2 separate regions of the Homo sapiens genome follow, and region 1 is linked to region 2. A link is a loop called in an ENCODE intact Hi-C map of the cell type or tissue named here. Cell type or tissue: K562. All regions are shown on one strand. Each heading gives the region's core, and the rest is flanking DNA. Links, peaks and the distances in the headings are about the cores only.

Region 1 (5,670 bases), core at 337-5,336, 300 kb after region 2:
AAGACACGTGATCGGCAAGTAGCAAAGTCAGGATTTGAAGCTGTGCTGTCTGACTCCAGAGCCCAGATACACATGTACTACGCACACTGCCTCTCTTTAGGGTCTTCCTCCAGCCTTTGTTACTCAAACTTGTCTCCTCCAGCCCTGGGCATCCACCCTCCATCCACAGCCAGCTCCACTGTGTTCTTTGACACCTCCATCCTTTGGTTCCCATGGCTTCCTCTGAAGCTCCTGCTCCTTCTCGCCTTGCAGACTCTCCATTGTTCAAGTTCCCACTTAGGTGCCACTACCTTGGGAAAGCTTTTTTCACACTTCTCCAGGTCACCCATAGGTCTATTCAGCCACAGCATGTTGGCCATGGGCCCATTCTTGTCTTTGTTATTTTTTCTTATTTTGAAGATATCTTTTTTTTTTTTTTTTTTGATACAGTCTTGCTGTCGGCCAGGCTGGAGTGCAGTGGCACCATCTCGGCTCGCTGCAACTTCCACCTCTTGAGTTCAATCGATTCTCCTGCCTCAGCCTCCCGAGTAGCTGGGACTACAGGTGCACACCACCACACCCAGCTAATTTTTTTTTGTATTTTTAGTAGAGACGGGGTTTCACCATGTTGGCCAGGCTGGTCTCGATCTCCTGACCTTGTGATCCACCTGCCTCAGCCTCCCAAAGTGCTGGGATTACAGGCGTGAGCCACTGCGCCCAGCCTGAAGGTATCTTTATGTGTTTTTCTCCCCTCACTGGAGCACCTCCAGAACAAAGTCCTCCCCATCTTTGCTGTTCCCAGCCCTTAACGTACAGAGAAGAAGGCTCATAACAACTGCTTGTTTAATAAATGAATGTTTTACTGCCAGATAATCTAGCATCAAAGTTTCTTTTGCCTAATTTTGACCTGCCCTTGTAACTCATTTATCAGACAGTTATAAAACAGTTTAAAGCTCAACTGAAAAGTGCAAAAAAATCAAAAAGCGGAAAAAAAGGGAGGGGTAGTATCTCGTTTCTTAGGCTGCGTAACATTATGAGGTTACTCTTTAACAGCACTAGAGAGTGTTGAATTTTTTAGAGCTTAAAATGATTGGCTGAGATATTAAGCTGCTTTGCCAGCTGTTCAAAAATGGATTGCTCCCAGCATATAAATAACTACTGTTATGTCTCTATAAAATTCTAGACCTTGAATGGCATATTTGATTAGAGTGAAATGAAAAAGAAAGAATTGTTACAAACAAGAAGCTGAGATTAAAAAGGTGTATTCAGTAACTACCTATGGTGAGTTAAAATCATCTTTCCATGAGTGAACATAGAAAATTAAATAAAATACCTGCAATCTTGAAGGAACTGAAACATAGACCTTAGTGAAGTTTAATCATACCCATGGCAATCTCTTTCTTTTATCCTCTTCAAATGGGGTTTATTGCAAAGGAGAATCAGTTGTATGTAGTTTAACAATTTCTAGCCCAGTTATATGAGTCTAACACCTTCAGTGTCTGCTTATGTGATATTTATTAAGAATTTTCTTGTGCTTCTGTAAATATTAATTACAGACCAGATGCATCAGATGTGAATAGCAGCAGCTTGGAAGTGCCCAAGTGCAGCATAAGTCTTCCATTTCCATTGTAAATATTGACAGTGGGTGTCTTTTTCAATGTCACTCATTGCCCCATCTGATCTCAGCTATGTTTACATACAGGATGTTACTCAGTTCTGTTTATTATGTTATATTGTAGTAATGGAAATCCAACTTCCTTTATTGAAATGATGATAACTGATTTGAAAAGACCTAGTATAGGGGAAATTGGCCAATAATAATGGACGTGTGAGAAGAAAAAGAGAAAAGAAAAGGAAAACAACTTTGAAATCATGTATTGTTTCAAGCTAGCAAGGATTTATTGAATAGTGAATTGTGTGTCCTGCTCTATGTTAGATCCTGAAGACTCAATCCTGAAGACACAAATTCACAGATGAAAATATGGGGTCTTCCTTTCAATAAGCTCAGCAAGATAGAGTAAAAGCTACAGTGCCTCAGAAAAGGAAGAGTATTGGCTGAGATCTAAAAATGTTTAGGAATTTCTTACCAAGTACAGTGCCAATAGAACAAAATTAAAAATATTGAAGGGGCACTCACAATTCACTGACCTGAGATTGAACGGCTTCATCAATGGGAGGAGGTAAGAGATATAAGGTACTGATCCACTTAAAGTTCTGAAATTTGCAAGGAAAATAATGAGCTTGCAATGCTGTTAGGTAGCATACCCCTCACTCTAGGTTTTGTTATTATGATCAGCTGCATCCAGACAGTCTCAGAGTTCATCTGGGGACCACAGCAAGCAGGAAACCATTTGTGTGCTGGAGACTTGACAGCAGCCAAGGGGAGGAACCAGGAAGAGCCACAGGAAGTGCATGGCATGGAGCCCTATCCACAAGAAAGACAGCTACAGAAATGGGGCTGACACATGGTATCTTCCAGGGCTACTCAGTCTGCTGGTGGGTGAATCCGTGGGATATGTTTTTGCTAATGAGACATCCTCTGACAAGATTAATAATCTATGCGGCTACATCAACAGCGACACTAAGGGAAATCTACTTCAAAAACGAGTGTGCGCATGCGCGCGCGCGCGCGCACACACACACACACTCATTGTGATGCATTTGCTGCTACTTCCAGTCACCTCCCTCAAGCCTTATCTTTGGTCCTATCAGAGTAAAAACACAATAGATGTGTCAATTGCCCAAGTCACAACATCTTTCTAGTGGAGCCATGTACCTGTTTTGAGTCATTGCCACGGTTTTTGGAACAAGCTCCCGCCTACTTGCTGGGACTGAGCCTCTCTGGCATGCTCTGACCTCTAGCACATGCATGCTTCATCATTTGTAAACATTTGCCTGCCTATACCACTGAACTAGAACCTTCCTGATTGTTGGCTTCTGGCCACATTTTTCTTTCCCCCCATTTCTTGCTCTTAATGTTTTTTGCACCTCTTGCCTGCACTAATTTTTGAGATCCTTCCCTGCCAAGCACCATGAAATCCTCTCAGCAACTTTGAGAGTGCTGTGGATTGAATTACATCCCTCCAAATTCATATGTCAAAGCCCTCAAATCCAATAGGATCATATTTGAAGATTGTATTTGGGAGGTAACTAGGCTTAGATGAGGTCATGAGGGTGGGGCCCTCATAATGGGATTAGTGGCCTTGTAAGAGACATCAAAGCACTTGTTTGCTCTCTCTCTCCACCATGAGAGGACACAGTGAGAAGGTGGCCATCTGCAGGGGAGTAAAAGATCTGCAGGGGAGTAAAAGAGTCCCCACCAGAAACCAAATTAGCCGACATTTGATCTTGTACTTCATAGCCTCCAGAACTGTAAGAAATAAATTTCTGTTGTTTTTTTTTGTTTTGTTTTGTTTTTTGTTTTTTGAGATGGAAAGGAGTCTTGCTCTGTCACCCAGGCTGGAGTGTAGTGGCACGATCTCGGCTCACTGCAAGCTCCGCCTCCCAGGTTCATGCCATTCTCCTACCTCAGACTCCTGAGTAGCTGGGACTACAGGCACTTGCCACCACGCCTGGCTAATTTTTTTTTTGTACTTTTAGTAGAGACAGGGTTACAGCGTGTTAGCCAGGATGGTCTCGATCTCCTGACCTCATGATCCGCCTGCCTTGGCCTCCCAGAATGCTGGGATTATAGGCATGAGCCACTGTGCCCAGCCATAAATTTCTGTTGTTTAAGCCACACAGTTTGTAGTAATTTTTAAGGGCAACCGAAGCAGATGAATACAGAGAGGAACTTTAAAATGAGAAAAACAAGACTCAGAGGAATGAAGCACTCTGTCTTAGAATTTAGTTATTAAGTACTCCATTTTACTAAAAAAAAATCTTTGGTCTTTTCGCCACACAGTACTGCATTAAAAATTGGATAGTTTGCCCCACCCTCATACTAAACATGTCATTACTAAAATAGAGCTAAGGTTTAAATTGTCCATCGTCCTTATGTGTAAGATGTTGAGGACTACAAGCTTAGACAATGGGTATACATCCTATATTTAGAACCTTTCGTGTGTCTTACTTGTGTCTCTACCCAGGACTTACCTTTTTTCAATGTATTTGCATAAGGGCATGTGTATCCAAATTGCTTCTACATTATTAGACTGTAGAACTTAGTCTATTGACTTTCAATAATATAGCACTTAGCTAAACACCAGACACGTGGCTTCTGTTAGATAGTATCTAATCGTAATACATTTTTATCATATTTTAGTGGTGTATATACAGGTAAGCAGAAAAGCATAAATAAAAATCTGATCCTCATTTCCTCCTCAGCCATCTTGAATGTTTTCTGAAAGAAGACACACTACTTTTGAGAGACCTCAAAATGAGAGTCTAGACAAGCTGGTAGCATCATCCTTCAGAGAAACCTGTTGGGATCTATGGTCAGTTCCATGAAAGGCAACCTATGGGAGGCCAACCACTGAACAACTTGTGGCTATAAATTTGGTCTTGCATTTCTGCATTTATTATTATTTTTTTAGAGACTGGGTCTCACTCTGTCACCCAGGCTGGAGTGCAGTGATGCAACCATTGCTCACTGCAGCCTTGAACTTCTGGAATCAGGTGATCCAGTTCAGCTTCTCGAGTAGCTAGGACTACAGATATATGCTGCCATGCCTAGCTAATTTTTTAAAGTTATTTTTTGTAGAGATAGAGTCTCACTATGTTGCCCAGGCTGTTCTAGAACTCCTGGCCACAAATGATCCTTCCACCTTGGCCTCCCAAAGTGGTGGGATTACATATGTGAGCCACTGCACCCAGCCTGGTTCAGCACTTTCTGTGGCCTCTAGGTGACTCAGTCTTAGCTTGTCGTGACACTAGAAGTAAGAGGGTATTTTATTTCCAAGGAATTATAAGAATTAACTTTGTTTCTTTAGGATTGGGTCTGTTTTAGGGAAAATATCTTGTTTAAAGTTTCATTCTAGGCAAAAGTTCAGCTATTTTATTTTCCCAGTTTAAAAAAATGAATTGAATGTATAATATATTGAATCGTCATAGTTCTGTTAATGTTATTTCATCAGCTGTATATGAAACCCATTCATCTCGGAGTATGAAGCAGTTCTGCTTGTGTCAGCAGTTTAAAAGCAAAGCTGTGGATATGAGGGCAGCGAGGCACAATAATCCATTTCCTTTTAGAATGTTTGTGGCCTAAACTAAAGCCCAATTTCCTCATATTAAGCAGTCCTTTTGAAAGAAGATGATAATTCCATCAAATAATTTTGCTGTATATTTATAAACAGACAGAAGCGAAGTTTATGATGTTAGGGCTTAATTTAATGGATTTTGGATTGCATGTATAGTGAGTTATGGGAAAAAATAGAATTTAACATCTTATAGTAAAACAGACGTTCATTGCCAGAATCACTGATCCGTCCTGGAGACCTGTGCTTATCTTTTTTGCCATTTGTCAAAAGGAGGCTCTTTTCTTTTTTTTTCCTTCTGCATACATTATTTTCTCTGTGTTCATTTCTCTACAGTAGATGGTATTTCCACAGTTTAAAAATATCAGTGCTTTTCCTTTATGTGGAAATTGAGATATTATCCAGAAAGACAGTTCTGAGACACAGTACAGATTTCTAGCTGCTATAGCCTGGGCATGGTGACTCCACCTCCTCCCCAGCTTAAATGAAGAGAAAA
Region 2 (5,670 bases), core at 452-5,451:
TTTTCCTCCTCTTCTGGAGTACATTTTAAAACGTAGAACTTTTGGGGATTACCAAAGATGAGAGAATAAAATTTTTGAAAAATGGTTCGTATTTGATTTTCTGTCACAAACACAGTCTGTAGCTTGGCTCTCTTTTTGTTAGTGACCTCTAAGTGAATGACTTCTTGAACATGCATTTCCTCCCCCTTTGTTCCTTCTTTAAAGAAAGAAAGGCCTGTTATAACAGCAACGAATAATCTAATGGGATCCTGCTGGCACTCCCCACTGCTCCTTGTCTTTCCTTCTTTCATATGTGTGTTGTCACACACAAGTCTAATGTATACAGCTCAGACATATTAAGAGACACCCCCACCCTGCCTGCCCCCAATTAAGTTGCCAACCCAGCACCTCACTCCCAGCCACCGAAGAAGAGATTGCCTGTTACATCACTCAAGCCCATTATTCTCTTTTCTCCCTATGGCATCCACTCCTTCTAGATGCTTTTTAGCTCCTGGTTTAAGCAGAGGCAAGACATATTTTGCATTTTAAGATTAATATTATATATCTTTGACTTTTACAAGGCTAGACACCCTGGGGACTGACATTTAATAGATGTTAATGGAATTTAATTTTTACATGCACTAGGTGTGAGCATTTATCTTCTAAAATAGTCTGAAACCTTAGACGGCACCAAGAAAATTCCATAACAAATTATTTTTCACTCTATATCCTTAAATCAAGTTACTGAGCAAAGTAGAAAAGCTGTTTTCTGATATTTAGAATTTAAAACCTGAATATAATTATCATTAATTAATTACATGGAAAGGATCAACAGGCATTTTGCCATAGTGATTACCATTGCAAAACAGTTCTAAAATGGTGCCTAAAAAGAAACTTTCTCCATAACCTATTTTCCCATTGATTTTCATTAGGCAAGACATCCCCTCTGCAAAAGTAAGTGTGGCCCCAAACATATTAAATAATAATCAGCATGATCAATATTTTGAAAATTTTTATATAACTCTAACAAAGCAATGATAAAAGTAACACAAAATTAGAGGTAGTTGACCATGTTTTCTGAGTAAATTGTGTGTTCTAACGCTGTGACTAGGAGCAGAGTAGCCACTTGCATTTTCAAAGTACATTTTTGTCTGGATTTCAAATACAGTTTAATTTTGAATTTTGGCTAATATGATCACAGAATTTGGAAAATATTACAGATAGAAGAAAACACTGCTTTGTATCTTTGTAATCTTTACAATTCATGAACTAACATATTTGAAAAAGCTGTCAATTTATTCTCTACATATTTAAAATGCTGAAGTCCCTCCCATTCCAATTAATGAAGGAAAACCCTTCTTTTTTTGCTTCAGTGCCTGGCACTGAAGTGCCTACTTAATAAACATTTGATGAGTAAATGAATGATTTTGACAGTAGCCAAGAGCTTGCAGCAAAAATGAGGTAATGCAGTACATTGCAAAGAGCAATGTGAGGAAGCGGATCTGGGTTCTTGTCCCAGTTCTGTCATGAACCAGCTGTGTAACTTTAGGTAAGGAACTTGACCTCTCTGGGCCTTGGCTTCCTCCATGCAAATCTGGATGCTGGGTATGACCTCCAATGACCTCTAGTTCTAAAAGGCTACAGTTCTAAATCTTAAAATTAGCCATTCTTGCCAGTGTCACTTTGAACTTTAGCCATTAGTCTCCACAGAGATAGACACATTTTAGCGTAGTAGCCTCTAGAATGAAATCTATTAAAAGGTTCAATATGCTAATGCAAGCAGTGGAAAGATACAAGCCTCAATGGTTCACCCAAAGAGGACTCGAGTAAGTGTAGAAGTGTACAAGAGAAATAGAAGGGAAACCTGGGAAAAAAAAGTCTCTATAGCTCAGACTAGTGAAGTCTCCAGAAAGCAGGTTTCCTGAGAGGTCAAAAGTGAGTAGGTTTTATTTATGACTGATTAACAAGTGATGAATTTATAAAGGGCTTCCCTTCCAAAGAGAGCACCAGAATGCTTTATTTCCTAATTGGAGAGTGCTTTGCACATAAATAAAGGAGGATCGCTGCTGCCTGTCAGGGAAGCACTTTGATAGGGCAAGCATGTTCTCGTCTGTGTCCTGATTGACTGTGTGACCTTGGGCAAGTCATTCGTCTTCCCCCAACCAGTATCCCTAATCGTAAAACGGAAATAAAAATACTCACTGCCTTCGCTGAGGATTTATAAGACAAGATGAATATGTTTAAGCCCCCAGAGGGGAAAAGGCCACATATAAGAAGGCAAAGAACTACAGACTCGTGCTGTTGGACTTTTCATACAACTTGGGAAAGAAAACAACACAACAAAACTCTTGAGCTATAGGCCGGGCGCGGTGGCTCATGCCTGTTATCCCAGCACTTTGGGAGGCAGAGGCGGGCGGATCACCTGAGGTCAGGAGTTCCAGACCAGCCTGGATAACATGACGAAATCCCGTTTCTACTAAAAATACAAAAATTAGCTGGGCGTGGTGGCAGGCGCCTGTAGTCCCAGTTACTCAGGAGGCTGAGGCAGGAGAATTGCTTGAACCCAGGAGGCGAAGGTGGTAGTGAGCCGAGATCATGCCACTGCACTCCAGCCTGGGCGACAAAGTGAGACTCTGTTAAAAAGAAAAAAAAAAAAAAAAAAGAAAAGAAAAGAAAAGAAAAAAAGAAAGAAAGAAAGAAAGAAAAAAAGACAAAAAAACTCCTGAGCTTTAAGTTTTCCAGTCCCAAAACAAACAAACAAAAAACCCCCAAACAAACAAAAATCCTCACCCCATACAACCTGCCCATTTTTTCCCCCTACATGTTGCACAGCACAGCACAGGCTGGGGACTGTGATTCGAAGGTGAGTAGCTGGACGGCTGAAGGCTGATGTTAAATTTATCCCCCCAGAATTCGAACCCCTTGCTCCATCCGTAACAGTGAGATCGTTGGCAAATTAGTTTTGATGTCTCAATCTCTTCTTCTGTAAGATATGGGATAATATTACTATTTACCATATGTGTACAGATCTGTGAATAGATGCCTGGCATACAGTAATTTCCCAATAAATATTTGCTGATAATTTCTGTTTCTTAGCAGCATCATTCAAACTGCTGAAATATTTTCTTTAAAAAAAAATCAAAGGTCCTTCTGAGATAGTATTGGGATATAAAGATAAACGTGACAAAAACATTTGTGCTTCAAAGGGGAACCAGTATAAAGCCATAAAGCCCACTTTCTTCTGCTGAATAGAATGAGTTTGGGGACAGGGACAACGCCTTAAAATGGGTCAACGCGCGGACGCGAGGGGGCACTGTGAGTCCGCTTTGGCGAGGGAGAGGCGGCGGCCCGCGCGGGGCGGGGAGGGCTGCGCCCTTCCAGCATCCCAGCGCCCAGGAGCTTCGCCACCTACCAGGGTCCGAGACCTTAACTCGGTTCCGGAAAGGGCGTCCCGGGTGACCCAAGTTTGGGGCCACAAGCAGCTCCACCGGCTCTCCGCGTTGGTCTCTCCCCTCCCCCTAAGCAGACAGTCCTTTCTGCCAGCTGTCCTTAATTTGAGATTCGTGAGTCCCGGGGTTTGGGAAACCAGAACCCCCCTGCGACTGTAGGGAACGTTTTGGGTGCGCCTATGTCGGGTATTTTCCTGGGCAAAAGGACAGAAGCTGTCATCTGATTCTTTAAGGGGTTCGTGTCCCAAGAGGGGGTTAAGCTCTCTTGGTTTAGGATAAGAGGGCCCACCTAACCACCCACCCAAATGCCAAACACACAGCAGGTCGAGAAACGACTCTGAAATCACTCCTTGTCCACTTCCCAAGGTCGGGCGAGAGACTGGCACGCCCCACGGGCAATCTTCAGAAAAAAAGGTCAGATCTGGTCCTTAAACAGCTCAGGTGCGAAGCTGAATCGCCCTTCTGCGGAAAGAGAGGAGACAGTACCTGCCCCCGCCGTCCCTCACTTCCCTTAGTCCCAAGAAGAGGTCAGACACCGGGAAATGGGGCCCAGGCGCTTGGTCTGTTCCACCTGCCACTCGAGTCCCCAGTCCCAAGAGGCTGCTCAGACATTGGCATGATGGGGAAACTCGATTGATTTTGTTACCTCCTAGAGGGAAAATGCCGTGGGCGGAGATGTCTGAGCGTCCCTTCCAACACGAGCTGGGTGGTGCTCTATTGATTTTCACGCGATCCCCGGGCGGGAGCGAGAGGATAGGCTCGGATTCCCGGGCTCCAGGACCGAACGCCTGGCAGTGTCCCCGGGGGCAAAGCCACCCCGGGAGCCCGTGCAGTATACTAGGTGGGGGGCCCGGAGAGAAAGCATAGCGCCGACGAGGGGGAGGGGCCGGGCAGAAAGGAGGGTGGGGTACCGGGTGGGACACACTGACCTAGGAGAAAGTACAACCCACCCCAAACTTTCGCAGACCCGGGAGCTTAGGAAGGGAGAGCCAGGAAGACAGCAGCCTCTCCTGCCGCCCAACGTGCCCAGCTGCAGCGAGGAGGGGCGGCGCGCAAGCCGGCTGGACCCGGGCGGTCCCCACGTTGCGCCCACCCTCCGGGCCAAAACGCCGCCGCTCGGGTCACTGAGTGGCCGCCCACGGAAGAAGTCAGATCGCCGGGCTCTGGGCTGCGTACGGGATCCGAGGAAGGGGGATTCAAACGCGGATCCGGAAGGAAGGGACACTGAACCCCGCAGCGTCCCCAGCGCCGTGGGGCGGCGGGACGTGTCCTTGGGCTGCCAGCGGGCGCGGAAGCTGGAGTCCGGCAGGGTCGGGAAGAAGTGAGCACAGACTTCCACGGGTAGAAGAGTCAGATTAAACAGAAATGTGAAAAGCAACCCAGGGCAGCCAACGGAGCCCAGCAGCGTAGAAGCCACCGGCTTCCCGCCGGGAGGACTACAGTGACTGACACTCGCGAAGACTAGGCGCTCCCAGCGGCCGCGGGTCTGCGTGGAGAAGTCGCCTCGCGGCGCGGAGCGCGCCAGCGGCGGCGGCGGCTGCCAGAGCGCGAGATGCGGCGCGCAGCCGCCGGACCGTCCCGGCTGGGAAAACTCGCGGGCGGCACTGCGCAGCGCTGACCCGGCGCAGGTCCGAGGGGTGTGCCCCGGCCCCTCCCGTCTCCGCCCCCTCCCGCGCCAGTCGCGCGCCCCTCCCCGCGGCGGCAGCGTCGGCGGCGCATCCAGGGGCGGCGCGGAGCCTTGCTCAGCCCAGCAGCCAGTGCCTGCGAGCTCCGCTGCTGCTTGGGGAATTCACTTTGCTGCTTGTTCGCTTCTCCCTTCCTCAGGCTTCTTCTGATGGTTTTCCGTCTCCTGCCCGAGCCTTTCCTTTAAAAGGAAAACTTTACTGCGATACCCTTTTCCCCTTGGAGGAGAGGATTAAAAGTTCCAAGAACTGGTGCCGCCCGTGCCATTTGGGCGCTGGGAAGGTGCTCGGCGGCGGGGTTCCCGGTCCCACCATGTGCACCAACATAGTTTACGAGTGGCTCAAAGCGCTGCAGCTTCCGCAGTACGCGGAGTCCTTCGTGGATAACGGCTACGATGACCTGGAGGTGTGCAAGCAGATCGGGGACCCGGACCTGGATGCCATCGGGGTGCTGGCGCCCGCGCACCGCCGCCGTATCCTGGAGGCCGTGCGCCGGCTGCGGGAGCAGGACGCCAACGCCGCCGGCCTCTACTTCACGCTTGAGCCGCAGCCGGCGCCCC

What was found. Peaks named below come from ENCODE experiments on the same cell type or tissue, not always from the same donor. Only the 100,000 strongest peaks of a DNase experiment are listed, where the experiment ranks them.
Region 1: it touches region 2 in a loop (8-fold over the local background); 2 of 110 quality-filtered maps call a loop at or near these places.

The regions. Positions count from the first base shown.
Region 1 is chr6:147,803,708-147,809,377 of GRCh38, forward strand. It overlaps a transcript of SAMD5 not described here. Among named protein-coding and RNA genes, the nearest start is that of SAMD5, 300 kb to the left of the region's middle. In K562, for the core only: a CTCF peak has its summit at 3,249; no DNase peak of the experiment used is centred there.
Region 2 is chr6:147,503,506-147,509,175 of GRCh38, forward strand. SAMD5 (sterile alpha motif domain containing 5) reads left to right here and starts at 5,185. Exons shown (of 2, transcript NM_001030060.3): 1 at 5,185-5,670. The coding sequence starts at 5,424. RefSeq lists an enhancer at 48-577 and a silencer at 3,337-3,386. In K562, for the core only: a CTCF peak has its summit at 3,287 (motif pointing right); DNase peaks (open chromatin) are centred at 3,316, 4,568 and 5,086; H3K4me3 peaks cover 2,022 bases; H3K27me3 peaks cover 1,823 bases.